Linked DNA regions of Mus musculus: regions 1 and 3 are each linked to region 2. Evidence: chromatin loops called from intact Hi-C (ENCODE). Cell type or tissue: left cerebral cortex. All regions are shown on one strand. Links, peaks and the distances in the headings refer to the core of each region. The heading gives the core; the rest is flanking DNA.

Region 1 (7,911 bases), core at 1,173-6,172, 48 kb before region 2:
AGCCATGGAGGGATGTTCTTTACTGGCTTGTTTCCCCTGGCTTCTTGCTTAGCCTACTCTCTTATAGAACCAAGACTACCAGCCCAGAGATGGTCCCACCCACAAGAAGACTCCCCCTGCCTCCTTGATCACTAATTGAGAAAATGCCTTACAACTGGATCTTGTGGAGGCATTTCCCCAACTGAAACTCCTTTCTCTGTGATAACTCCAACTTGTGTCAAGTTGACACAAAATTAGCCAGTACAGGGTGCCAGTGCTGGGTAGTCAGAGACAGGAGGATTCTGTGAAAGTCTGACTAATAGAGCTTAAGTTTTCTGGCTTCTACATGTCCAGGCATGGGTCAGCGTGCCTGCACACACACACACACACACACACACACACACACACACACACACACACACACACACACACACACACACGCACAATTCTATTTCTCTCCATAGGTAGTCTTCTGACATTTGTGGACCAAACTTTAGGGTAAAGCCATTTCTAGAACAGGTAGTACTAAAGAACACCTCCTTTCTCAGGGTCTGCTCAGCCTTGAGTGAGTTTGGGGGTGAAGGCTCAGATGGCTCCATGTAAGCTAGCACCAGAGAAGATAACACACTGCCCAAACATCCTGAATTTAATGATGATGATGATGATGATGATGATGGTGGCGATGGTGCTGAAATTTAAAAATCATTGTATTACTGTTCGTATTATGATATATATGAGTGTGAGCACACAGGTGCCTGCCACTGCACACATGTGCAGGTCAGAGGACAGCTGTCTCCCCTTCCCACCATGGGAATCCCAGGGATCAAACTGGGGTAGGCAGGCTCATTTACTAAGATTTTTCTCTGAAACCTTTTTTGTCCTTTTGCTTGGACGGTTTTCTTGACTCGTCAGTTAAGGCAAGAAGCATTTTTGGGAGTTTCAAAGGTCCTTGGCAGTGCCTGTGGGGGTGTGGCACACGGAACTGCTTTCTCATGCCAGGTGAGGATCTCAGTATTACACAGGGCTCAGACTCCGGCATCAGGGTGATTTGAAAAGGCAGAACAGCTGCCTGGAGCTCGTAGGCTCAAGTCTCAGACCCCACGCTGTCAGTTCTGAGGAGGGACTCCAGGTGCCGGGTTGCCAAGGAGTCACTGTAAGTTGCAAAAATCACTATTTGGGGGTGAGAGGGAATAAACATCTACCCTTCTATTGGCCAAAATGTCTAAAACTCTTGTCTGGGGGTTGGCTTCTTTTATTTTTTTAAATTGCAGTTTGTCTTAATTCTAATATAAATGAAAAAATTAGCAGATTCAAAATAGACAGAAGGACACAACCGAGACAGACAACCGAAAGCATTTACTTGTTGGCCTGTACCTAGAATTGGGAGATCTCCCTGGTTTTTGATGGCTCTCTCCCAGGAAAAGAGAATCCTCTCTGAGCTGTTGGGGTATTTGAAGGATCAGCGCAAAGCCTCTGGGTTTGACACGTGTGCCTGCCTGCACAGGATTCTAGTTTTGCTCAATGGCCATGGCTCGGTCTGTCTTCTGGGTGAGGTCTGTGTTAGGTGTGTGAGCACAAAAATACCGTCTGTTTTCTTTAAGTGCAGTGTGGTGGTGGCGGCTTGACAGAAACCACTCCACTTTACTCTGATGCCTTCCGCATCCTGAGACAGGCCAGGAGGCTCGGGACTGGGGGGCAGGAGAGGGAGGTCTGTCTTTAAGAGGGATGGCAGCTGCAGGAAGCTTGATGTCTCGTCCCACTCTTGGTTCTCAAACAGGCCTTAGCCGGAGGCTCTGACAGGCACCACCGTTTGAATCTCCAATTGGTGGGTTCTGAGGTTCAGACCCAGCTAAACCGACCCAGAACCCTCATCTTCTGTAACCACGTGTATGTGTGTCTCTGTGTGTGCCCATGCGTACACACAAATGTATGCATATATGTGTGGAGGCCACAGATCAAGCTCGGGTGTCCTTTCTCAGGACGCCATCCCTGTACCTTGTCTATGGAGGCAGGATCTGTCACCGACCTCGACCTTGCTCATTCAGCCAGCCTGGCTGGCCACTGAGCCCCAGGGATCCACTTGCTTCATTTCTTCTTCGTTTACAACTAGAATTGTAAACAAGTGTGCACTTTTTGTACCTGGGTTCTGGGGGTTGAACATGGGACCTCACGTTTTCATGATAAATACTTTACGTATTGAACTGGCCTCTCCCCCCCCCCCGCCCCCTCCCCGGCCTCGAGGCCTGTACTTTTAGTACGCATACTTTATATTCGTCTCATTCCAAGTTATGAGAACACACACGCAGTTGTCTGATGAATTGCTTTACTTGTGAGGGCCTCCCAGGACTCTCTTAGGTACGAAGCAGGAAGTTGGATGCCAAGAGAAAGGTGGAAGTAGACAGATTCAAGGCAGTGGAGTGGTGGGGAAAGGTCAGCCTGACTCAGCAGACTTCTGTGTCTCATTCTGGGTGAAGACAGAAGGGCCCCCACCTTGCCTCTAGGGTGGGAGAGGGGTGTTTCCTTTATCACCGGGAAACTTGGTGGGGCTGGGAGAGGTGTGATGGGAGACGCGCATGTCCGGGTGTTTCAGGAGATGGCTCTTTTCAGCATTTGGGCTTCTTCCCTTTGCAAAACATGTTGGGGTAGAACTGGTACTTTAAACTGTAGGTTTTCTTGTTCCGGGCGAAACATTCAGCGGCGGCTTTATCGCACTGACACAGCCGTTTCTGACAGGAGTTCTGGTTTGCTAAAACCAGGGGAAAACGGACACGGAGCTGATGGTTATTATCTCCCGGCTGCTGCTCGTGGGGACCTGTCTCTTCTAAAACAAGCACTAGGGTTCCTGGGAAGGCCGAACCCCATCTGACCGTCTGCTAGGGACACACAGTGGCCACACATGGCGCTGCCAGAGGTTTGCCTCCTTCCCTAGCCACCTTCTTCTAGGTGTTTGTTTGTTTGTTTAGTGGCCAGGGTCTCTGTAGCTTAGGCTGCCTTTGACCTCTCTAAGTGGCTGAGGATGACCTTGAACCTGCCTCCACATGAGCGCTGGGATTCGGGTCATGCTAAATTTTGCCCATTTCATACACTGCAGAGGGCGGAACCCAGGCCCTCACCTATGCTAGGCTAGCAGCCAGCCAGCTGAGCTACATCTCTGGTCCTGCCTTCTTGCTCACAGGTCTGCTTGTGTAAGTGAGCCCGGCTGCAGAGGCCTCAGGATGGATGGGCGTACGGTCTGCCCTCTCTCTTTGCCTGAGGTTGGTCTTAAGGTAGCATGCTCTCTCCTGACTGAATTTCCAAGGGAAGGACACAACAGGGGCTTCTGGAAAGTGTTCGTTTTCCCCTCTCGAAAGAGTCTTAGAGAGAGAAAGCCACCCATCATTAGAGCCCTGGGTTCTTGGGAGTTTAATGCATCTTATAGAATAAGCACAGATGCTGACACTGTGCCAGAGCCCAGGAGCAGGACTGACCCTGTGCTGTAGAAGTTGCCCAGGCCTGGCAACATACTTTTGCGGATTCTCACCCATGTGTGAGCAAGGCTGCTTCCCACCCTGACTACTTTCTCCTGCAGGTAGCATGGCTCATTTGCCCCCCCCCCCCAACTCCTGTGGCCCAGGCACTCTGCAGCCAGGCTGACAAATGTGCTTCTTGCTGCTTTGCTAAGTAATAGATCCCCATTGCTGGAGTGCACGATGTCCAGAAAGTCCTGGCTTGACCGTGTCCCTTCATTGTCCCACTGCTCAGACTCATCCTCACCTGTCCATTGGGCAGCAGAGTGACTGACCCTGTCCTCTTTAATCTTTTGGCCACACTCTGCCCTGTTTGGGGGGTGGTTGTGTGTGCCCTGTTTTAGGGGATGTGTGTGCTTCACCGCCTAGGACTCAGCTTACACTCCACTGCTTGCAGGATCTACCTTAAGCATCAGGCTGGGCGAAGGCTTTTGCTGACTCCCTGTTGGGAGTCTTTGCCACCCTCTTCACCATTTGTTCTTGCTTCCTATTCAACTGTGAGGTTCTTACAGCAGGGATAAATTCCCTGCATGCACCAGCAAAGTTCCCAGCATGCATGCGTGTGCTCAACAACCTCGTGAAGGAAGCAGGCAGGCATCTCAGGGTCTTACCAGAACAGGTGATTTGGCCCCCTTGGTGGGAGTACTTGTATTTCAGTAACTTAGTACCACATCCACTTTTCTCCAGGCGCTTGTAGCAACAGTCATGAGTAACACAGCACCTGGATGGGGGACAGATCTTATAGAGGCTGCCTGGCATCCCAGCATTTCCTTTGACCTTTGTGATTCTGAGCAGAAACTCAAGAACTTAGGAGTGGTCCAGAGCAGAGCTCCCAATGTGCTGACCTCGGCTGGCTGGAAACCACTGGGACACTGAGGTAGTGGGTACCAGTTCCCTCCTAGTCCCACCCCAGCCAGAATGACAGAGCCATAGGAGAACTGGGGTGGCCTTACCGGTCTGTGGCATCCTTGGGGGAATCCTTTGCCACCCAGGCCACAGTGGCATCCATAGAAGGCATAGCTAAGCTCAGCTCTCTTTCCTGTCTTAAGCCAAATCATTTCCCCAAACTGCGCAATGTTCCCTTGGACCTGTATTGAGCCTGAAAGGAAATGGAGAAATGACCTGGTAAAGGGTGGTGAGCCCTGAGCCCCATCTCCACATGGCATCTCTCTGCTCCCTTCTCTCTCCACAAATGGCTTCTTCCTCCTCACACCGAGGAAGGGGCCAGGCTGACAGGAAGGAAAGCCAGGGGAGGAGTTCAGGGTCCACACTTACCAAAGGCCATGATCGAGGCTGCTAGCAGCAGGAGGACCTTCATGCTGTCAGCTCTGTGAAGGACAGGTACACACGGCTTGGGCATGTCCTCCCAGGACAGCTCAGCCTTTACTCCAGTCCTTGTTCAGCTGTCTGACTTAGCAGCCGCAGAGGCACATATGTGCACTTGCATGGGGGCTAGGTCACAGAGTGCACACAGAGTGGCTTCCGACTGTGCATTGCACACGTCACCCTTGTCCCTTCCTGGCTTCATGGAACGGTTCCTCATACAGGAATGATGTGACTCGTGCACTTCCGTCAGTCCTCCTGGGAGCCTGGACTCATTCCCCAGAATTGGGGGTTGAAGGCAACGTCTCCCCTCACTATATACTCCATCTGTGTCCTCCAGTTAGATTCAAGGCTTGGCAAGCCCACCCGTGGAGTCTGCTCCCGACAGTCTCCTCCCCAGCTCAAACTGCGCATTCTCTTTGCAAGCCGATTACATGCATGCACACACAATGCCTTTCTCTTCCAACACTACATGAATTACGTGGACACGCGCGTGCTGCCCTCCCATCCCTGTGACAATTACATCTATGTACACAGGATGCCTTTCTAACCCACTACTGATGGCATGTAAATACACATGCTCCCAAATTCTCCCCCAGCACCCTCATAAGCCCATACAACATACTTGTCCATGAATGCTGTCTTGTACATATTTACCTGATGGGGGCTCCCATCCACAGGCATGTCCATATGCACACACATACTCACACACACCTGCACAACCACTCAAATACATCCAAAGGGCAGGAGTTTCTGGGCATTTACCTCTTGGATGGTGGTATGGTTTCTTGTTCAAGGCCTTGTCTTGTTTTTCCTGAATTCCAACTGCCCTTAAATAGCTCTTCCCTCTGCAGGGATGGGGAGGTGGGTGTGGTCAAATAGTGGATTCACGGATGGGCATACCCAATGCCCTTTTTGTTCCCCAACAGCTGGCAGGGCAGCCCTGAGGGCTGGAAAAGCCTTCATACCAAGGGGTGCCGCCATCATAAATTTCAGCTGATTTTGAAACCTCTCCTGACTGGGGAACTTTCCATAAACCCATCTGGGTGTGACTACCGGACACCTCCCAGCAGTCACTTCTGAGAGCTTGCAAGGACTGTATAGAGTGTAGTGAATGGGTGTTTGAAGGTCTAGGATGTTTCTGTCTTCTGATACATCGGCAGCAGTCACTTCTGAGAGCTTGCAAGGACTGTATAGAGTGTAGTGAATGGGTGTTTGAAGGTCTAGGATGTTTCTGTCTTCTGATACACCATGACATTCAGGGATACGAAGGTTACATTGATTCTGTATGGCTTGTTCACCTCATCTGTCAATCATTCATTCATTGGGTCACAGAAGCTTTTGTGAAGTTTCAAGGCCATGCAGACTTCTTGGGAGGCGATAAGGATGAGTTCTTGGGACCCCCACTGTCCGCTCTAGCACGGGAAGGATTGGATGACGCAGTCTCTGTCAACCAAAGGGCCAGCGCCTCCATATTTCCTTCTTCTTCCTCTTCACTCTCTTCCTCTTTCCTTCCACGATTTCTTCTGCGTGTGTTTATATTTCTGTGGTTGTTCTTGTGTGTGCAGGTGTGTGTGCAGGTGTGTGCGTGTGTGTGCATGTGACATTCAGAAGACAACCTTGGATTTTTTTTGTTTGTTGGTTTTTTGTTGTTGTTGTTGTTTTTTGTTTTTGTTTTGTTTTGTTTTTTTGAGACCTGGAGTTCACAAAGTAAGCTAAGGTTACTGCCCAGCAACTCCTCGGGATCTGGTGATCTTGACTCCCGCTCCACTCCCACCCCCAGCATCTGGGTTACAAATGTGTGCTGTCACACCTGGCTTTTTTACATGGGTCCTGGGTACTGAACTCAAGTCCTTGGGACTGCAAGGCAAGCACTTTACCACGGAGCCACCTTACCAGTCCCATAGGAATTCTTAAATCTGGAAGAATCCATCAGCTTTTCTCCAGAACTGTGCTAGGGCAGACAAGGGCCTGCCCCGGCCTTTAGGGGATGGAGCTGAGGCAGAACACGGAGTTGGATGACGGCTAAAGTCTGAATGACCCCTGACCTTATACCTCTCTCCATCTGTATTTGGGGCTAGAAGCTGCCGGCTTCTGGAAAACTTAACAGTCTCTTGCTTATTCTGTGGCTGAAAACCCCTGGCTTCTTTTCTCTTCAGCTCTCTGTGCTCTAGTATGCGCTGTATCTTTATTTTATAACTCTCTGCTCCTTATTAAACACAGCGTTTTTACTCCTTTGACTCTCTGTGCTTTACTAAGCACTGGAAACTTAACTCTTCCTTACTGTTCTGTGCTTAAATAAGCACGAAAAATGTAACTATGCTTAAATAAGCGCTGGCCTCTTCCGCTGTACCTTCTTATTATTTGTGGTTAACTTAGTGCTAATTTCTGGTGACTTAACACATGCTGTTTAGCAGCAGGGGATTAAGTAAAAGGATTTATTGCTAGAGCTCTTTTCTCTGGTGAGTCAGCCAGGAGCCCCTCGCTGGCCAGGAAGAAGAAAAAAAAAAAAAGAAAAAAAGAAAGGAAAGGGAAGGAAAGAAGTCACTCGCACAGCCCCCACACACCTTGGATGAAGCAGAAACAGCTACACGCCTTTTTAAAATTGCTTTTGGTCCTTTACAGCTGTTAGAGACAAAGTTCTCTAGGTAAGAAGGAATTCCCTCATAGATAAAATGTTACACAAAAGGCGAGCTACAGAAGAAGCCTATCACCAAGTTCAAAGCAGTGCTTCATTCTGTAAGCTCATGGAAGTTCAAAGGAACCGTGTTTACACGGCCTGGCTTCATCATAGTGCACACCTGTGGCTCCATCCTGTGATCTGACCCAGAAAGGACATTTTTCCTTGATCACAAATGTGCCCCAAACCTATTTCTCTTCTTAATGTAATGGTGAAAGCTCACTGTATTCCTTATTATGCAGCCTTTACTTACCCTTCTGAGGAGTGGGCACATTCTGTTCTTGACTCTACCTTTATCACATCTTTCTGGCAAAACAACTAAAACCACCTCCTTAAATCTCTTTCTAAAATTATTTGAATCAAACCAGGAATTCTATAAAATCATTCCCTCATCTAAACAGCTTTAATTCATGAAAGTTCCTC
Region 2 (7,911 bases), core at 1,707-6,706:
GACTAACATTAAGTCTCAAATCACACAACGTTCCTGTCTATCTATCTGTCTGTCTGTCTGTTTATCTATCTATTTATCCATCCATTCACCCATCCACCCACCTACTTATCTATCTACCTACCTACCTGTTGAGGATTTTTGCAGAACCTTTGTATTTTGCTTGAGTCTGGAGAGTTGGCACTTAAGCTTTGGACTAGCCCTTTGTCAGTGACTGTTACCTGAGATTTTATGGGTTTATCTCTTTGAAAGTTTCTCTGAGCCTTTGCATATCTTAATTCAGAGACAGGCCTAGTAAAGCAGGAAGTCTCCTGTGGCTGGGAATTGCTTAGGTGATGGGTCTTTCAAGATCGGTGACATAAAAAAAAATTGTTATGTGGAAATTGACTTGTTAAAGGTGCCTTTCCTGTAACAATAAAAAGAGCTTCAAGGAGGCTGTTGGTGCTCCATCCTTGAGAGACTGATCCCCCTCCCTGCTGCCAAGAAGCCTAAATTCATCCTGCAGTGGCTCTCTTTCTTTGACCAATCATCCTGTGTAACCCACCAATGCTGACGTCTATCTATTATCCATCACCCTTCTTTCTGTCTAGCTACCGATCTTGGTATATGTGGCTTACAGATTGAATGCAAGTTTGAGAGGCTGCAACAGACCTTAGAGGACTTAGAATTGGGGGGGGGGAGACAGAAATGCAAATAGAGTCTATTGATAAGATGATGAACCCCCAATTAGCCACAGTTAAGTAAGGAACATGGCCAGAGGGTCTGGGTCCAGGTGGGCAGGCAGGTGTATGGACACTGCAGTTGAGGGGGTCTTGTCAGCACCTTGGGGGTAAGGTCAGGGCAGAGCTAAACTGAAACCTCAGGGACAAAGCAGGAGTTCTTTGCCTGTTGGTCCTAGACACACACACACACACACACACACACACACACACACACACACACACACACACATACACACACACACACACACCAGAAGACAGGTTGGCAGGGTTAGGTAGCCATCACTTTATGGGGTACAGGTGAAAGGGTTACAACCTTCCTGCAGTCTGATATGTTAAATGAGCTCTTGGGCCTGATTTCTCTGATATGATTTTAATATACCCGTATGCCCCTACAGTCTCAGTTCGTATAGGGTGGCTCCCTCTCAATTACCAGGAGTAAGCCATTTGTCAGTCTGCTGCATGGGTGGTGACCGAAATGGAGCTGTTTATCATCCTCCATCCTCCAAATGGAGTCACAGCTGCTTGTATGTGGAGCCTCTAAGAGCAAGATACCGAGGCTGTCAGGGTGATGTTGTCTAGGGTTGCAGGTGTGAACTCTTTCTCCTCTAACTTAAGAGTAAAATGATTTTGGCATTAGCCATGGTGTATTGAAAGCAGAAAACACACACACACACACACATGCATGCATGTGCACACTCATAGGTAGACTTCTCAGTAAGGCCCATGTACCAAGACCTGGAATCTGAGTCCATCTGGCAAGGCAAAGCTGTCATGTGTTTGGGGATGGGAGAGCCCTCTCTCCCCCGGATTGTCTGGTTTGGGCAATTGAGGGGATCTTGTAATCTTCACAAAGCAAGGGAAGCTGTCCAGTTCCCATCACAGGAACCTGTCCCCACGTGGGAGATTTGAAAGTACCACAAAACAGTTTCCCCTAGTGAAGAGAGGGGAAAACCCACCAAGACTTTGTCTTGGAGAGGGAGAAGAAGCCAAAGCCAATCATTTTCAGTGTTTACGGGAAAGGCTCATTGATCTAAGTGGAGTCTCTTTGTCTGGCCCTCAGCCCCTCAGCACAGTCTGAAAATCCCATGTAGAACTGAGCCAACCCTGTCCTCAAGTCTTCCCTTCCCATCAGTGGGAAATGCTCACCCCAAAAGAGATGGAGATTCACACAAAATGTCCATCTCAGCTAGACACTCCATCTTCCTCCCATCAGTCCGTCACAAACTGAGGACCAGAGAGGTAAAGCCAGTAACTCAAGCTCACACAGCGAGGACATGGCCCAATTGGGAGAAATAGCATGGGCTTTCCTAGCAAGCCTTACTCTGTATTCATTTATTTCTTCATCTGATTAGAAGAATCCCCTAGCCCCTCTCCAAGCTGGTACCAATGCTGGGATGCTGCAGGCCACCCTTGCCTTGCCTTTGTATTCTAGTTGAGTGTTGGGGATGGGGAAGGGGGGGTGCTGAATGAGTGAGGGACCAGGAGCAATTAGAAAGTGGAGTACAGAAAGAGGGAGTCAGCAAGTCCAAGGTCAGCCTGGGCTCCAAGGTGAGATCCAGGCCAGAACCATCTAACTAAAGGCTAAAGGCACTGTCTCATCCCATAAAAGATGAGAGAAAGAAGGAGGGGAGAGAGAAAGGAAAGAACAAATGAGAGAGGGAAGGGAGGAAAGAAAAAGGAGGAAGGAGGGAGGGAGGGAGGAGGGAGAGAGGGAAGCGGGAAAGGGGAGATGGGAGGAGAAAGGAGGGAGGGAGAGACAGAGGGGGAGGGAAGGAAGAGAGAGGAGGAGGGAGTATGTAGGGAGAGAGGGAGGGGAGGGAAGAAGGAAGGAGCAGGGAAGGAGGAGGGAGGGAGAGAGGAAGGAGAAGGAGTGGGAGGGAGGAAGGAGGAGGGCAATGGGAGGAAGGAGTGCAAGGAAGAGTGACAGTAGAGAAGGGGACATCCCAGGACTTGGAGGTGCCTGATAATTTTCTTTGGGACAGCTGATCTCAGGGGTGAAGGGTGGGCTAGTTAGCTGGAAGCACCTCTGAGCCCCTGAAATGGAGTGTTAATCCCATAGGGCAAGAGTAAGACCACCACAATTTTTGAGCCAAATTTGAAGCAAGTTTTATTAAATACTGACCAGGACAATGGACACTGGCCAGGTCCATACTGGGATTCCCAGAGAATGGCTCTTCCCCAAATTCCATTAGTTAGAAACTTATCAAGGCAAACCCCTCAAGGCTAATCCAATCAGGGACAAGCATCCATCCTGACACACTTCCTGCCTTCGTATCTCCCACCTACATGTGATCAAACATATCCTGTGCATTTGGGGCAACCAAGCTTTTTTGTATTTTTTTTTAAAGAATCATGTATTATAATTTATGTATGTGAGTACACTGTGTCTTCAGACACCCCAGAAGAGGGCATCAGATCCCATTACAGATGGTTGTGAGCCACCATGTGGTTGCTGGGAATTGAACTCAGTAACTCTGGGAGAGCAGTCAGTGCTCTTAACTGCTGAGCCATCTCTCTAGCCAATCTTTTTTTTTTTCTTTTTTTTTTTACAGAAGCAAAAACACATGATTTATTATCCTACATGAACAACAACCCCAATATTCCAGGAAGCTATCTGTCCTCAGGCAAGTGGGGTACTGGTTAGAGGCATTTTTGCTTTATAGATCTCTTAAGCACAGTAATTTAAACTTGAAACATAACTTTAGCCCTCACAGAGGAAGCCGAAACTGGAAAGGAACCAAGAGGAAGCCTCAGCCTGCTTCCCCTGGCCAGCTGTGCGCTTTCTCAAAATAAACCCGGTATTTTCATGTTTTTAAAAACTCAGAGGAAGGCATGGCCATGCAGGTCGGTTGGTAGATTGCTTGCTCAGCATTTGGGAAGCCCTGAGATAGACCCTGCCCCCCCCCCCCCCCTGCACAAGCAGGTGAGCCAGTACACACGGCAATCCCAGCACATAGGGCAAGTGGAACCTAGAGGATCCAAGGTCATCTTCCATTACATAGCAACTTCGAGGCCAGAGAAGGCAGCAGCCCGCAGGACTTTATAGAGAGCAACCGGAGTCACCGACAGCCAGGCCCTGACTCTGCCTGGGAAGAGGAGACAGAAATTCTAAGTGAAAATGCTCCTGTACTCCACTGACCCTCAAGGGGGCACTATGGTGGAGTGTGGGATAACAGCAGCCCAGGCACACATAGTGTGGGGAAGATGGATGGGAGGAACACAGGTATTTGGGGCAGGATCCAGCTAGAAAAACAGGCAGGGACAGGTCAAAGTCAATACCAGGTATGTCACCTCACTTTGACTTGGTCCATGGAGGTGCATCCCTGCATCCTCAAGGCAAGAGGACCACATCAGCCAAGGGCTGGGAGGGGGCTGCTGCAGATGGAACCCAGATGTCTCTGTCTCTGTCCCTGTCTCTGTCTCTGTCTCTGTCTCTCTCTGTCTCTGTCTCTCTCTCTCTCTCTCTCTCTCTCTCTCTCTCTCTCTCTCACACACACACACACACACACACACACACACACACACACACACACACATGCACGCATGTATTTCTGGGAGTGTGAGCAGAAACCAGAAGAGGGCATCAAGTGTTCTCTATCAATATAGTATTGCCACCAGGCTTGGCTTGTACATCATTACTACCACTGTGTGGTCATAACCATTCTCTTGATCCCTTTGTGTTACTCCACCGCACACTCACTGCATGGTCCACGGGCTGGCTAATCCATTGTAGGGATATCTGAGCTGAGTCAGAAGCTGCCCCAGTTAAGAGCGTAGGAGTAAGGGTGGGACAGGGCCCTGCAGCCAGAGAGCTCTGGGTTCAAATTCCAGCCCCTGTGCATATCAGCAGCTGATTCATTCCTAAAGTTTCAGTAGCGTAGGTAACGACACCTGGGTCTGAGGCGGAAGGAGTGGGCTCCTGGGTGTTTGACAGCTGTTCAGAGCTGCCCACCCGTTACCCACAGGGCACTCCTTGGTAGATAGACCCAGACTGGAGGGATCAGGAACCTAGGAGATACTTCCTCCTGCCTTCATCACTGATTCACCCGAAGGAGAAGTTAGTGGGGGGCAAACATGCCCTGGAATCTCTCCCTCTTTTCTGCTTCTTACCCAGTTTCAGTAATAGAAAACTTGTTCAGAAGACCCTCAGACATGTGGGCCTCCTCTTACCTTGAGGCCCACAGATGTGGCTGCCTGAGGCCCCTTCTGCCTATCCCAGCCTTGAGTCCCGTGTCTTTACCTGCGTGGTGACAACATAGCCACAAGGGAAGCACAGCTCTGCCATGTCCTGTCTTCCCCATCAGTATATCTTAGTCCTACGCCTGGACTTGTCACTCTGGCAACACCCCCCAACCCCTGCTCCTCCCTCCCACACTATCCTGATAGTCTGGCAGCCACCCCTGAGACACTGACACCCTCTCAGTAGTGAGTCACAGTGTCACAGACACAGACATGGGTGTCCTTCCACAATAGATGCACAAGTAACATTAGTATCTTCGGGCTCATTGGCTAGAACTTACCAACTAACCCTAACTTCCCTTGGTAGAACGGACGCTGGCCTTCCTGGGTCCTGTTATTCCAATCTCAAGTACTGATAGGAGCTCTTGGGTCACACTCCACACTTCAAACAGGGTTCAGAGTGTCTGGGAAAGAATTCAAAGAAGCCATGGAGCTCAAAGACCTCACTGAAGGTAGAGGTTGAGAGCTGGGTGAGAGCCAGTACAGAGACAGAGGCATTGAGGTGGCCCGCTAAGATACTCAGAAGCTGATGGGAGGGGGCATTGGAGGCCAGCGAGGCAAGACAAGGATCTGGCCACAATTCAAGTTTTCTTAAGCTACCCACCAAGATGGCTATAGTATTAGGTGGCCTTCCTTCTGTGAGGTCCAGTGGAGAAGGTTGTAGTCCCTTACTTTCCAGGTCTGGTGTGTTCTATAAGTTCATGGTAATTTTCTGTTTGGTTTGGTTTTTTTCCTCTTTGAGTTTGTAGCCCAAGTTAGCTTCAATCAGTAAGTGGTTAAGTGTCTTAGTCAGGGTTCCTATTCCTGCACAAACATCATGACCAAGAAGCAAGTTGGGGAGAAAAGGATTTATTCAGCTTACACTTCCATACTGCTGTTCATCATCAAAGGAAGTCAGGACTGGAACTCAAGCAGGTCAGAAAGCAGGAGCCGATGCAGAGGCCACAGAGGGGTGTTTCTTACTGGCTTGCTTCCCCTGGCTTGCTCAGCTTGCTTTCTTATAGAATCCAAGACTACCAGCCCGGGGATGGCACCACCCACAATGGGTCCTGTCCCCTTCATCACTAACTGAGAAATGCCTTACAGCTGGATCTCATGAGACATTTCCTCAAGGGAGGCTCCTTTCTCTGTGATAACTTCAGCTTGTGCCAAGTTGACACAAAACCAGCCAGTACATCAAGGATGAACTTGAACAACTCCTCCTCCTCCTCCTCCTCCTCCTCCTCCTCCTCCTCCTCCTCCTCCTCCTCCTCCTCCTCCTTCTGGTTTTTCAAGACAAGGTTTTTCCTGTGTAGCCCTGGCTGTCCTGGAACTCACTCTTTAGATCTGATTGGCCTCAATATTAGAGAGATCCACCTGCCTCTGTCTCCTAAGTACTGGGATTAGAGGTGTGAACCACCATCACCACCACCAACAACAACCGGCAACTTTGAACTTCTAATCCTCCTGCCTCTACCTCCAGAGTGCTGGGATTACGGTTGTGCGCTGCAATACCTCATTTTATTTGTTGGTGAGGGTTGAACCCAGGGTTTCATACATGCTAGGTAAGCACTCTGTTGTCCGAGTTACATCTCCAGATTAATATGGCTGATGTCTTACCCCTTTCTGATTTACCTTGTAGTTCCTCTGCAAGACTCTCTCCCAGGCATGAGATAAGTATTTATCATTTTGTGCCTTGCGTCTCTTGCTGAACAAGGTGGTTTCTGTGTGTGTGCGCAGTAAGATTCTGCCATCTGGCCAGAGCATTTGCTCAATAGAGGGAGCTGCTACTTTGTAACTGCTCTAGACAAGGCACGGGCTTTCAAAGCTGATGTCCGCAGACCATCCAAGTGTGGACCACGAGCGGAATCTGCACATCTTCTCAGGGACAACTAAATTCATGGAAGTCTAAACCAACCAGGGTATCCCTCCTCTCTTAAGCTAGCTCAGGCTCAGGGGGGCTCGTCCCTAGGGGAAGTTGGCTTTGTGGTGGAAGAGGCCAGGCCACTTCAGTGTCTAGAGGTCTGGAGAACCATGGCTGCTATTGGAGCCACGGAGAGCCTGCCCAGGAGGAAAACTGGCAAAGTGAGTGAGCGTAGCCCAGCCAGGGGCAGGAGAGAAACCAGGCTCTGAAGACATCTTCAAGCCACCAAAGAGGCAAGCCGGGAGCCAAGCTCTCCTCACCCTACCCCCACCATACCCCCAATTTCCAGCCTCCCCTTGCTTTCTTTTTCTCTTTTTTCTCTTTCCTTTCTTTTAGTCATTTTCTTGTCTCAGACTTAGACACCATCATGCCTAGCCTGGACGTCTTTCTCAGCAGACTTTAAAAATAAATAAAGTGACGGTTTTAAGTTCATTATAAGCTCCGTCTCCAGCACAGTTTCCTGCTCTCGCACCCCCCACCCCCACTAAAATGAGCATTTCAACTGTGGGGATTTGAACCCAGAGCCCATAGCGGGGACTTCTTTGTACTCTGCCTCACTGGGGTTTTAAGAAAACTTCTCTGTCTTGTTATGCTGAGTCACAAGCTGGAGGGTGTGGGCGGTTCTGGTTCCCTCAGCCCTGAGGTTGGAAACACAGCTATTCACACAAGAATAACAGATGTTCTTTGAAACAGTTGTTGCCAGGCAAATAACTGCCGGACCTGCTGGATGGGATACCTTTTGCCAACCTATGTTCTGTTTCAGATGCTACTTCAGCTCGGCCAACCATGGGGACCTTGGTGACCCCTGAAGGAGACCCTCTCATAGTGGGGCTCCCTCCCAGACCCTGAATTAGTCACAAATCACATCCAAAGACCGGTTTTCACAGAGAGACCTTTTATTAAGCGGTGAAGAAAAGTTAAAGTGGCTATTTTCTGACTCAGACAGAAAAACAGCAGCAAATGACCTTGCAGGTGTAATTTATAAGAATCGGGAAAAGGGGAGGTCTGTGTTAGAATGGGCTGGGTGCCTTGGTATGTTTTGATTGGGCG
Region 3 (7,911 bases), core at 1,173-6,172, 70 kb after region 2:
GGCTTCTTCCCTGTGTCCCTGTCATGCTGTGCAGCCGGCTCACTGGCGTGGAATGCCCCTTCCCGCCTTAGCCAGAGCTGTCACAAGCACTGTAGAGTCTTGTTTTTCTGGGGATACAGATCATTTGCCAAAGCTCTCTCATATTGCAGGTTCAGCCAGACACCCACAAGTCATCTGTGTCCCTTGACGGCCAAATCCCCATTTGGAGTCAGGAACACTGAGACCTTCTGGGCACTTTGTCCCCCTTGGAGCCTGAGTACCACATGTCCTGGGTACTGACTGGTACATGCCTCCCATACCCTCAGTACCCAGACAAGGCAGGGTTTAGGAGTTGTTGGAGCATCTCAAAGTGTCACTACCTCAGTAACAGGGGCATTTTGTGCACGGGACACCACCAGCAGTTATGGGTGTTCCTTCTAGCACACTATGCCTTGGTGACAGCAGTGATGACTCTCAACAGTGTCATCCTACCCCAGACACCTCCCACATCACACAGATCACTCTGGACTAGGACATTTCCTGAACATTTGCAAGATTTACAGTCCTGCCTAGGTTAGTGGCTCCTTTGATGGCAAAGGTCAGCTGGAACTTGACTTTGAGGTGGCAGGCCCATGCAACTGGCCACCTCCTCCACCAGTGACCACGACAGAAGGGACTGGTAGCTTGAACTTGGACCCTCCAGTACAGGCATTCCACTTACCCCCAAGTGTACAATTCTGCCCTTGATCTAGGTAGGAGCCTATAAAAAAATCACACACCTACTCTATGGTAGGAATAAAACTCCACCCACACACGCACAACTTGGTGATTCGAAGCTTTAGAATATGCTTAGTGGAGGGAGGAGCTCCTGGATTTAGGGGTTTGCTGCTGCTATTTGGCTTAGTATTTGGGGGTGGTGGGGCAAAGAAAGGGAGAGGCACAAAGCATAGGACTGTTTTAGGATCTTCCAGGAGACATGATTAAAGCTAGATTTGAGCCATCGTAATCACCTCTCTTTTTTTTTCTTCTTGGACAAAAGATAATGATACGAGCAATAAAAACTGATTTGTGTGAAAGCCTGTGTGAAGGCGTCCAATCTCATGTTTTAGCCTGAGACTTGAGCCACCCAGACAGGAGTGCGCAGAGCGCACATGAATCTCATCTTCAGGTGTCTCCCTGGGAAACTGAGTATCCCGCAAGCCATTGTAGTCAAGGCTACACACACACACACACACACACACACACACACACACACACACACACCACACACATGAATCTCATCTTCAGGTGTCTCCCTGGGAAACTGAGTATCCCGCAAGCCATTGTAGTCAAGGCTACACACACACACACACACACACACACACACACACACACACACACACACACACCACACACATGAATCTCATCTTCAGGTGTCTCCCTGGGAAACTGAGTATCCCGCAAGCCATTGTAGTCAAGGCTACACACACACACACACACACACACACACACCACACACCACACAGAATCCAACCTTGGAAGCCCCCTCAGAAGTGCCTCTGCGCTGGGCAGTGGTGGCACACGCCTTTAATCCCAGCACTTGGGAGGCAGAGGCAGTCGGATTTCTGAGTTCGAGGCCAGGCTGGTCTACATAGTGAGTTCCAGGACAGCCAGGGCTACACAGAGAAACCCTGTCTCCAAAAACCAAAAACCAAAACCAAAACCAAAAAAAAAAAAAAAAAAAAGAAAAGTGCCTCTGCTTCTGACCTAGGAGGTAGCTGGGGAAGAGTCCCCTCCAACTCCCCTGTGTCATCAGGGATGCTCTGGTCTAGTGGTACCTGCCTGGTTGTACATTCATCGTGGTGGCCTTTGGTTGGTTGTTCTTCCTCAGTTTGTGATCACAGACCTTCATTGTTTGTTGAACCAGTAGTCATCTGAGAGTTCTCCCCTAGTACAATATAGTGGTCGGCATGAGCAACCCCCATGGGGTGGTTTAAATATGTGGCCATAGGGAGTGGCACTATTAGGAGGTGTGGCTTTATTGAAGGAGGTGTGGCCTCGTTGGAGGAGGAGTGTCACTGTGTAGGTGGACTCTGAGGCCTGCTATGCTCAGGCCTTCACCCAGTGTGGAAGACTTCCTGGCTGCCTGCAGATCAAGATGTAGAACTCTCAACTCTTCCTCCAGCACCACATGTGCCTGGATGTTGCCATGCTTGCCCCCCCCCCCGCCCTCCATGATGCTCATGGACTGAACCCGAAACTGTAAGTCAGCCCCAATCAAATATTTTCCTTTATACGAGTTGCCTTGTTCATGGTATCTCTTCACAGCAACAAAATGCTAACCAAGACATCCCAAGAGACTATTAGCAAGGGAGTACAAACCACAACTGAGCACTCCCTCTTAGGTTGTTCAGTGGCTCAGCTGTATCTGACCGGCCCAGAGTAGGGGCAGGGGTCACACTATGTCCCCCTGTATCTTTGTCTCCTTCCTGCCACTACCAACCATATCACCTCCACTTTTCCTGTGGTGGCACTGGAATGACTGCTCATCATGGGCGCAGAGTTAGCAGAGGATGCGCGATCCCAGCATATCTTCCGGTAAAGACAATAACTGCATCACCCTCGGCAGCAGCAAGAGCAGGAGAAGCAGGTGACTCATCACCTCGAATCCAAAAAAATAAATAAAATGCATTAACAGATGGCAGTCAGCTCTGACACAGCCCTTACCCTGACTGCACCCGGGGATGTGGCCAACAGTCAGGCCAGGGTGGTCCCTGTCAAAGAGACAGCCTGGGAACAAGATTGCGGGCCATTACCGGTGACCTGAGGAGGGCAGATCCCTAGCCTTGCACAAGTAGATGCAGGGAGAACTAGGCTGGGATGAACAAACTCTCAGTTTCTTGGTTGTTTGATGTATCTTTCAGAGGAGCCTTTCGTGTGATGGGGTCCATTGCTCCGCTTTCTAAGCAGACTCCTGGATGGGCTTTTGGCTTGACATCAGCTTGGAAGTGTTTTGATCAAACACAGCTATCTGTTTTCTTCATCCACGACCACACATCGCAATAGTGTAGCGACAGTTAAGCCTACACTACAGCTTAATCGCTGCACCAAAACAGCCAGGTCACACCATAGAGGCTTAGACCCACTGTGGAGGCCCAGGCAATGGAAGCAGGACGGACTTTTGGTGAGTCAGTTACGAGCATGCAAGTCAGTAGTTCCCATTATAAAAAAAATAAGATCAGATGTTTTCCTTTCTGTCCCCACTTCCTTGCTTAGGGATGTCCCTCCCAGCCCACTCTGATGTCCTTTTGTCTTCCTGTACATTCAAATGTTCTGGAGGCATCTGCTCCCCTGAATAGTCAACACAGAAGAGCAAACCAAGGTATTTCTGGACACTTAGATTCTCTCCTAGAGGGCTGAACATCCACTGAGACACACACTGGTGGGTGAAATTCAGCCCCCACTGATTCAGCCTGCCCTGACTGGAGGGACTCTCTGGCTGGTGGCTGAATAGACTAGGGGGCTGGGGTGGAAGATGGAAGATCAACTCCAGGAAGTAGAGAGTAATTAGGCAAGGGATGGGAGTGGGGGTGGCCTGGGCTCCTGGGAGCCGGTCAGATTTAGGGTACCCAATTTCTTCTCTTTGGAAAGAAAAGAAAAAGGGTGTGGTTGAGAGGCTGGGATGTCCTTGAGTTGGCCTGACCAATATTTCCGATGTGCAGGTCTTGTAAAGACAAACAAGAGCGCTAAAATCCACAATAGGCAGGGGGATAGCCCTGGGCATCTGTGGCACTCCTACGAAGGGAAGAAACAACGTGTTTATGGACACAATGCGTGGAGGCAAACAAGGCTATTAACTCCACTTGCTGAGGACAGGTGCGCCTTCACAGGTCCCTGACTCACTGGTCCAGGTTAGGCAGAGTTAATGCTAATTGCCACCTCCTCCAGGGCTGTGATTCCTGACCAAGCTTGCTTCGGAAGACACCTGCTCCAAGGAAGCATCGTACTGGCTCCCTGGCTCCTCTGTTCCTCCCTCCCCTGATGCCGTTCATTTCCTTCATTTAAATCCCAGATGCTGATTTGGAACCCGAGTCTTCTCCAGAGGGTCTAGTGACCTAACAAGCCTCTTACTTTATTAACTTTCATGACTGTCTGTTGACAAGGAGGGTTCTAGGGCTTTGGGTCTTGGGCCTTAGGTAATCAGCTGAAAACTCACTGTTCGGATTGATATCTGTCCCCTGTGACAGAAGACATGCCCACACTGTTTCCCTCCCTCCCTCCCTCCCTCCCTCCCTCCCTCCCTCCTTCCCTCCCCCCTCCCTTCCATTCCCTCCCCTTTTACAGGATCTCATGTTAGATCCAGTAGCCTTGAACTTGATACATAGCTGAGGATGGCCTTGAACTTCTGATCCTTCTGTCTCTACTTCTCAAACGCTTGGGTTAGAGGCACGTGAGCCATGACACCCAGTTTATTCAAAGCTGGGGATCAGACCCAGGGCTCAGAACATGCCAGGCAAGCTCTCTCTAACCACTTGGCCACACCCCCAGACCATGTTTACTTTTTTCCAAAGTCATAGTTTTATTATAAAATATCAAACTTGATGCAGATCTATAGCATGTACCATCTTCACCATACATTATTTTCCCAGACCCCCCCCTCCAAAAAAAGAGGCAGTTATAGCCTGTCCTTTAAAGACACCTTAAGTTGTTTTGGTAATGTGAAAATTGAGAAAACTGACAGGGGACGAAAGCCATCCTCAACCCCTCTTATCAAAGACTGCCATGGTTCATGTCTCGGCACACATTGTTTTTATCCTCAGAGATTACACTTACGTTGTATGCTTCTTTCTTGCCAATAGACACACATGAATATTTTTTAACATTTGTGTTCCCAGCAAGAGCTTGCATGTCCACAATCCCAGCTTTCTAAGGACCCACAATTATTTTAAAGTTGAGTAATACTCAACTCCTTGGCGTCTTATCATCACTGAACTATTTTCTCTTTATGAAGCATTCATGTGTTCCCAGTTTTGTTTTTAACCACAGAAGTCAAAGCAAAAACTCTACACGTATGGTGTGTGTGTGTGTGTGTGTGTGTGTGTGTGTGTGTGTGTGTGTGTGTGTGTGTGTAAATTATTTCTTCAGGGTAAATATCCAGAAAGACAGTCAAGGACTTTACTCTGGCTCTCTCTGTAGTCCTGTGATCCAGGTAGACTTTGAGCTTGCAAGCTTCTGCCTCAGACTAGGGGGAGACAGAATGGAAGACCTCAGCTTTCAGGTCCCATTGACTTGGCTTTGCTGTTTAAGTGGCTACAGAGCAAAGCTAGCAGAAACTTAGGCTATTGCTTTTAATGATTTATCTTTTCCTAAATTGAAAATACAAACTAAACACTTAATTTTGAGTATCATGGGCTACTGCTACTTATTAACATTGTGTCTTTGAAGACACTTCTAAAAGTTATTTGTTTGTTTGTTTAGTGTGTTTATGTGTGTGTTTGTGTGTCTGGGGTAGGTTCTGGGATTGAGCCCAAATCTTCAGATTTATACTGCACACACTTCTGTCTGCAGAGAATGCACTCTTTAGAACTAAAATAGAGGAGGGAGGAAGGGAGGGAGGGAGGGAGGGAGGGAGGGAGGGAGGGAGGGAGGGAGGGAGGGAGAGAGAGAGAGAGAGAGAGAGAGAGAGAGAGAGAGAGAGAGAGAGAGAGAGAGAGTGTGTTCAGCAGTTAAGAGCACTGCTTCTCCTGGGACTGGAGAGATGGCTTAATGGTGAGGAATACATGCTGCTATTCTAGAGGATCAGGGTTCGATTCCCAGAATACACATGATGGCTTACAATGGTAACTACAGTTCAAGGGGACCTTCTGGCTTCTGACAGCACCAGTCATACAGGTGGTGCATAGACACACATGTAGACAAAGCACCTATACACATAAAAATAAAATTTAATAATAAAAAAATTACTGTTCATCTAGAGGACCTGGGTTCGATGCCTAGAACCTACAAGGCAACTTGTAATTGTCCATATTCAGTTCCAGCGATCCACAGCCTCCTCTGGTCTCCAAGGGCATTACACACAGGGTGTGCACATACATAGCCATATACATACATGCAAGCAAAATTCAGATACACATGAAATAAAATTTGAATTTTGCCGAGTGTGATGGTGCATACCCTTTAATCCAGCACTAGGGAGGCAGAAAGAAATGAATCTATGAGTTTGAGGCCAGCCTGTTCTACATAGTGAGTTCCAGGACAGTCAGGGCTACAGAGTGAGACACCCTGTCTAAAAAACAAACAACAATAATGTTTGTTTTAAAAATTAAAACTAAGATAGATTCTATCTGATGATTATTATGCAAAGCAGGGACAATCTCTGTTTTATCTCTATCCATATTTATGTAGTGCATTGTACTTTGCAAAATATATGTGGTATTGAACTATATGAACACTGGTTCTTGTTCAACTAATCGATAATTGACAGGACAGGACCACATTACATTGCTTAGGCTGGTCTTGAACTCCTGGACTCAACTCCCAAGTCAGCATCTCCAGTACTGGAATTCAGGCCTGTTCTAATGAGCTTGGGTTCGAATGAGTCAAATCTTGTATGTTTTCACTGCGCTAACAAGCTGAACAAGGACACAGCACACCAGGCACAGAACAGGACGGTGAATCAGACTAGATCTGTTCTCGAGGAATTTCCAATCAAGTTGGGGAAAACCCATGTGAAAGAGACGCTGGTGTATTTGCCAAGCATCCTCCATCTCATTTGGTGAGAGTCGGAAACCAACTAAGCACTTGGTGGCAGGAAATATCCCCGAGCATCTGTGACAGCCTCCAGAGGGAGTCCATATGCTACCTTCACAGAGGGCAGAGCAAAGCCATCAACACTCGGGATAAGGGTCAGGTTACCAAGCTGCTGGCTTCTCATGACTTTCTGTCCACATTTTTCAAGGATGGTGAGGAGCGGTGAGAGGCAGGTTGTGGCAGAGACCAACATGGGATCCTGGAAGTCAGTCCTGTTTGCAGAGAGCATTTGCCTTTCAATGTCAATCGCAAGGAGAAGGGGCCACCAAGGACACGTTCTAGGACTTTCTAGAAAAGTCTCTGAGGGAAGCCCAAGCGGGAGTCAGGTCAGGAACCTCTGGACAAACCGGATCATCTCAAGTCCACGTCATGATCCATGACTTCGGTCACTGCCGTGCTTTGTCTGTGAAATGTCAGGGCTCGTTGGTTTGAACACATGGTCCTCAGCTGCAGGTGCCGTTTGGGAAGCTTGTGGGAGAAGTGGGTCACCAGGGGTGAGTGTTGAGGCCCGTAGAGCCCAACCCCCACTTCCTGTCCACTTTCCGCTTCCCAGATTCAGACACCACATGACTGACTACCCCCGCCTCCCGCTCCTACCTGCATGCCTTCCTCACCTGCTGTCTTCCCAGTCATGAGGCAGGGTAGTGCCCCGGAACTGTAAATTCAAGTACACCCTCCCTCCCTTGAGTTTCTTTTTGTTTGGTTAGTTGGTTGGTTTTTGTCAGCATAATTTATCACAGTAACGAAAAGGTGAGATAGCCATTCTTGTAGGCTCAGCTTCAGCCCGCAGGGTGCTCTCTCTTCCCTGGGCTCCTCCAGTTCATTTTCTCTTTCAGTTAAAGAAAAAAAAATCGTGGGGCTGGAGAGAAGGATCAGCAGTTAAAAGCTCAAGATGTATTTTGTAGAGGACCTGGGTCTGATTTCCGGAATCCGCATGGCAGATAATAAGCTTATATAATTGCAATTCTAGGGGAATCTAACACCTTCTTCGGCTTCTGAGGATACTGCGAGCCCATGGTCCACTTGTATACATGCAGGCAAAACACCCATATGCATAAAATAGTCTCTTAAATTTTCTTTATTTTATTTTTAAAAAGGAAACATTCCTGTGTGGCACAGACACTATGTAGCATTAGGATGGAA

The links. A loop is a pair of places that touch in the nucleus more often than their neighbours do. Peaks named below come from ENCODE experiments on the same cell type or tissue, not always from the same donor. Only the 100,000 strongest peaks of a DNase experiment are listed, where the experiment ranks them.
Region 1: a loop joins it to region 2, with 2.2 times the contacts of the local background. A loop is called at or near these places in 2 of 42 quality-filtered maps.
Region 3: a loop joins it to region 2, with 2.3 times the contacts of the local background. A loop is called at or near these places in 11 of 42 quality-filtered maps.

What each region holds. Positions count from the first base shown.
Region 1 is chr4:138,829,564-138,837,474 of GRCm38, reverse strand. It overlaps a transcript of Pla2g5 not described here and the pseudogene Pla2g2a. Among named protein-coding and RNA genes, the nearest start is that of Pla2g5, 14 kb to the right of the region's middle. In left cerebral cortex, for the core only: a CTCF peak has its summit at 3,618; no DNase peak of the experiment used is centred there.
Region 2 is chr4:138,781,879-138,789,789 of GRCm38, reverse strand. It overlaps Pla2g2d (phospholipase A2, group IID), which reads right to left. Exons shown (of 4, transcript NM_011109.3): 4 at 7,738-7,911. Among named protein-coding and RNA genes, the nearest start is that of Gm32871, 5.5 kb to the right of the region's middle. In left cerebral cortex, for the core only: CTCF peaks have their summits at 3,111 (motif pointing right) and 3,875 (motif pointing right); DNase peaks (open chromatin) are centred at 3,458 and 3,846; H3K27ac peaks cover 1,428 bases.
Region 3 is chr4:138,711,677-138,719,587 of GRCm38, reverse strand. It overlaps Ubxn10 (UBX domain protein 10), which reads left to right. Exons shown (of 2, transcript NM_178671.5): 2 at 1-1,062. It overlaps Gm32770 (a long non-coding RNA gene), which reads right to left. Exons shown (of 5, transcript XR_390863.2): 5 at 7,851-7,911. Among named protein-coding and RNA genes, the nearest start is that of Ubxn10, 9.6 kb to the left of the region's middle. In left cerebral cortex, for the core only: no CTCF peak of the experiment used is centred there; a DNase peak (open chromatin) is centred at 3,307; H3K27ac peaks cover 287 bases.